2 separate regions of the Homo sapiens genome follow, and region 2 is linked to region 1. Evidence: read pairs that join two places in POLR2A ChIA-PET (ENCODE). Cell type or tissue: A673. All regions are shown on one strand.

Region 1 (2,500 bases):
TGCAGAGGGCTCTGAGAATCTCTTTTGCCACGAGGAAGAGCCTCAGGGGAGCTCGCTGGGCAGGGGGTGGTCTGGGCTATGCATAAGCGGGATTGACGCCAGGCTGGGCTGGCGGGGGCGGGGGGCCCCCCAGGACTCAGGCCTCAGGGGCTGGAGGGGATGCTCAGGGCTTCCTCCACCCGCAGGATAACAGCAGAGGGAGCCTCTAACCTCCCTCTTCCGCTGGCGTTGGGAAACAGCCATGGGGCTCACGGGGCCTCCTCGGAGGACCTATGCCGCCTCTCCATCACTCAGCTCCCTCAGCGCGGGGAGGAAATGACCGCTCAGTTCTATTATCTCCAAAGCTGAAGGATGATCTCAAGTTTTATCGGCGAGGAAACTCATTTGATTTTAAATGATTTTCGGCCTGGAAGTTAGTAGATTTTAGGAGGCTCTTAAATAAATTGCCTAGAAATAAAGATGAGCTGCTGGTTTATGGTGAAACTTAATCTGTCCTGACTGGAACATTTGCAGAGATTTGGCTCAAGGACGCTGGACCTGGCTGGGCAGAGCAGAGAGACGGGGGTGTCCTCGGTGTTAAAAATGGGGTTGTGCGCAAATGTGCCACATCTGTGACATGTTTATTGTTCTTTGTGCTTTCGCATGTAGAAAAATAAAGCAAACTTTTTCTGATTATGTCAGTAATTGATGTTTATTGTAGATAACTTGTAAAATAAACTGAAGCATAAAAAAGAAAATAAGTGTTGTCTCTAAAGCTGTAGCTCCATGAAAATCACACTTTACATTTCGGTTACGCATTCCACATAACTCGCCTCGATTTTACAAAACCGAGCACATACTGGGCATGAGTTTGTAACATTTTAAAAACGTAATAGATTCTGTATACATTATACTTTTTATAACATGATTTAAATGCCGGAGGGGTAGCCATTGTTTAAACACACCGCATTTATCCAGCCAGTCTCCTCCTGCTGGATGTGGAGCTCTTCCCTCGCTGTTTCAGGGTACGAGTCAACCTAGGCTGGGGGTCGCTGCAGGGAAAAGCTACTGCCAAACCTCAGTGGCTGTGATGGTTAATTTTGGGTATCAACTTGCCTGGGTTAAGGGATACCTCGAACGCTGGTGAAGCATTCTTACTGCATGTGTCTGCGTGATGCCTGAGTTGGTGGACAGAGTGGAGAAGCTCCACCCTCGCCCATCCAGTGGAGAAGCTCCACCCTCGCCCATCCAGTGGAGAAGCTCCACCCTCGCCCATCCAGTGGAGAAGCTCCACCCTCGCCCATCCAGTGGAGAAGCTCCACCCTCGCCCATCCAGTGGAGAAGCTCCACCCTAGCCCATCCAGTCGGCTGGGGGCCCAGATAGAACGAAAAGGTGGAGGAAAGGTGAATTCCCTCTCTCTCTCTCTCTCTCTCTCTCTCTCTCTCCTCCTCTCCCTGCCTCCTCCTTCCTGTCTCTCTTTCTCGCCCTCTCTTTCTCTCTCTCTCACCCTCTCTTTCTCTCTCTCTCTCCTGGAGCAGGAATGCCCTTCTTATTTTATTTTTTATTTTTAGAGACAGAGTCTTGCTCTGTCGCCCAGGCTGGAGTGTGGTGGTGCGATCTCAGCTCACTGCAAGCTCCGCCTCCCGGGTTCACGCCATTCTCCTGCCTCAGCCTCCTGAGTAGCTGGGACTACAGGCACCCGCCACCACGCCCCGCTGATTTTTGTATTTTTAGTACAGACGGGGTTTCACTGTGTTAGCCAGGGTGGTCTCAATCTCCTGACCTCATGATCTGCCTGTCTCGGCCTCCCGAAGTGCTGGGATTACAGGCGTGAGCCACCGTGCTCAGCCAGGAATGCCCTTCTTCTCCTGCCCTTGGAGACCAGAACTCCAGGTTCCCTGGCCTTTGGCCCCCAGGGCTTGGCCAGCATCCGCCACCCCTTGTTCTCACGCCTTCAGCCTTGGACTCAGAGTCACACCATTACCTTCCCCGGTTCCGAGGACTTCAGACTTGGACTGAGACATGATACCAGCTTCCTTGTTTCTCCAGCGTGCAGACAGCCTGTGGGACTTCTCAGTCTCTATAATCATGTAAAAGAAATTGAAGACGATACAAACAAATGGAAAGACATCCCATGCTCATGGGTCAGAATTAATATTGTTAAAATGGCCATACTACCCAAAGCAGTCTACAGATTCAATGCAATTCCTATCAAAATACCCATGACATTATTCACAGAAATAGAAAAAAAAATCTTAACATTAAAAAGATCTTAATAATCTTAATATTAACATTCTTAACCACAAAGGACACAGAATAGCCCAAGCAATTCCCAGCAAAAAGAACAAAGCTGGTACAAAAATTAGTTGGATGTGGTGGCACACACCTGCAATTCTAGCTGCTCAGGAAGCTGAGGCAGGAGAATCACTTGAACCTAAGAGGCAGAGGTTGCAGTGAGCTGAGATTGTGCCACTGCACTCCAGCCTGGGCCACAGAGTGAAACTCCATCTAAAAAGAAAA
Region 2 (2,500 bases), 210 kb after region 1:
GGTCAGGGCCCAGGGAAGCTCCCAATGGCTCCGGAGCCAGGGCTCACCAGCAGCCAAGCACCGGGATGGAGGGGATGCTCAGCAAGGGCTTCCCGCCTTCCAGAAAAGGCGACATCCACCCTCATGGCCCAAATGGGAGGGTTTGGGGAAGGAATTTCAGAAGGGCCCCTGCCCCCGCCCTGCCCATGACTTCGGTGGCTGATCCCACTCTCCATGAGGCGTCTGCTGTGGCTGCATTGCCCGGGAGCCAGCTGGGCTGGGAGGGCAGGGACAACTCGGACTCTGTGTGCCCCCACTGCCTGGGAAGGCGGCCAACACCGCTTTTGAATTTTAAATGAAACCAAAATTGACTGCGGTAGCGGGGAAATATTTCCTAACACAGTAATTTCCCTCAGAGTGCAGTTGCCACATCAATAAAAATAAACAGCTCTGTAGTGGCCACAGCTCAGGAAGCAGGCAGAGCACAGGCTGGCCCAGGAGGCTGCTTCCCTGGCTCCTACCTGCCTCCCACCTCCCCACGGGCCTCCCCGAGCCTCCTCACGGCAGGGCGGCTGGTGACCCGAGAGGGGTGGCTGGGGACAGCATGGAGGACAGGACAGCACCTCAGGACCGGATTCTGGATACACTGCACCCTCTCGTGCCAGGTGTTGGCAGTTCCGACCAAGCCCAGGCATGAGGGAGGGCCAGGCGGTGTGAGCCCGGGGGCATCCTGGGGGTCGTTCTGGAGGCCAGAAGCTGCAGGTGACAAAATAATGTGTGACGAGGGGGATTTGAGAGTAGCAGAGAGGAATGTGTCCTATGTCTGCCAAAAAGAAAGAAAAGATGAGGGGAGAGGGGAGAGGAGACAAGAGAGGGGAGGGGAGAGGGGAGAGAGGAGAGGGGAGAGAGGAGAGGATCTGTGCAGGGCACATGTTTCCCGTCCCAGGGCAGGGAAGGACAGCCCCCAGGGCAGAGCTGTGGAACGCTGTTTTCTTCCCTCCTTGATGCTGTGGGTTGGCGGTGGCTGGATGCAGCCCCACCAAATGGGGGCTTCAGGTGGCTGCTGGGGTCCCAAGACAGCCAGGCTGAGAAAACCGAGGCAGGTGTCATGAGCCATGGTGGGGCTTCGGCTTTCTCACGATGTGGCGTCTCCACGCAGTGGAGGGCAGGGCAGGGCAGGGCCTCTGATGACCCAGCCGCAGAGTCCAGTGCGAGGAACAGCTCAGTGAGGAGGGGCTGAGTGGAGAGGAGCTGAGGGAAGAGGGGCTGAGTGGGGAGGGGCTGAGTGGGGAGGAGTGATGACCCAGCCGCAGAGTCCAGTGCGAGGAACAGCTCAGTGAGGAGGGGCTGAGTGGGGAGGAGCTGAGTGAGGAGGAGCTGAGGGCGGAGGAGCTGAGGGAGTAGGAGCTGAGTGGGGAGGAGCTGAGTGGGGAGGAGCTGAGTGAGGAGGAGCTGAGGGAGGAGGAGCTGAGGGAGGAGGAGCTGAGGGAGGAGGAGCTGAGGGAGGAGGAGCTGAGGAAGGAGGAGGTGACGGAGGAGAAGCTGAGGAGGAGCTGAGAGAGGAGGAGCTGAGGGAGGAGGAGCTGAGGGAGGAGGAGCTGAGTGAGGAGGAGCTGAGTGGGGAGGAGCTGAGGGCGGAGGAGCTGAGTGAGGAGGAGCTGAGGGAGGAGGAGCTGAGGGAGGAGGAGCTGAGGAAGGAGGAGGTGACGGAGGAGGAGCTGAGGAGCTGAGGGAGGAGGAGCTGAGGGAGGAGGAGCTGAGGGAGGAGGAGGTGAGGGAGGAGGAGGTGAGGGACGAGGAGCTGAGGGAGGAGGAGCTGAGGGAGGAGGAGCTGAGGGAGGAGGAGCTGAGTGGGGAGGAGCTGAGGAAGGAGGAACTGAGTGGGGAGGAGCTGAGCGAGGAGGAGCTGAGGGAGGAGGAGCTAAGGGAGGAGGAGCTGAGTGGGGAGGAACTGAGTGGGGAGGAGCTGGGTCCAGGGCAGAGCCAGGATGCTGGAGGCCGCAGCATCTTTATCGGTGGGGTCAGGGGTCACCACACGGAATCTTTTTGCCGGGATCTGAGGCTGGAGACTGCGGGAAGCTCTCAGGGGAGGGCCTGCGGTGGAGCAGGCCTGGTGGGAGGCGGCCAGCAGGAGAAGAGATGAGGGCCCAGGGAACGGGAAGGGCGGGGGCTTCGGCCAGAGGGGGCCAGGAGCTGGGGGAATGTGGGAGGAGGACAGTCGGTCCCAAGATCACTCCCTGTCTCCGGGCCCCTCTGGCCACCAGGTCCTGCCACCAGGTCCTGCCACCATCCAGCCTGCCTTGCTTCCACCGCCCCGTCTGTGGGGCTGTCAGGCACTTCCCACATGGGCACGCAGGGCTCCTGAGCCTGGCTGTCCTCCGACACCAGCTGGGGGAACCTGCCAGCACCCGGCTCTTCCTTCTTGATCACACCTTGCACAGGTATTGCAAGGACAGGCGGAGGGCACTGGGCTGTGAACTCTCACGCCACCGTGCCGCACGCACTGGGACAGTGGACACTG

The links. ChIA-PET counts read pairs that join two places held together with the same protein. Peaks named below come from ENCODE experiments on the same cell type or tissue, not always from the same donor. Only the 100,000 strongest peaks of a DNase experiment are listed, where the experiment ranks them.
Region 2: POLR2A ChIA-PET joins it to region 1 with 8 read pairs; 2 of 35 experiments call an interaction of 5 or more read pairs at or near these places.

What each region holds. Positions count from the first base shown.
Region 1 is chr12:132,371,778-132,374,277 of GRCh38, reverse strand. No RefSeq gene overlaps it. Among named protein-coding and RNA genes, the nearest start is that of GALNT9, 43 kb to the right of the region's middle. RefSeq lists a silencer at 1,237-1,386. In A673, no CTCF peak of the experiment used is centred here; no DNase peak of the experiment used is centred here; H3K27me3 peaks cover 1,746 bases.
Region 2 is chr12:132,160,688-132,163,187 of GRCh38, reverse strand. No RefSeq gene overlaps it. Among named protein-coding and RNA genes, the nearest start is that of NOC4L, 17 kb to the right of the region's middle. In A673, no CTCF peak of the experiment used is centred here; DNase peaks (open chromatin) are centred at 1,467 and 1,857.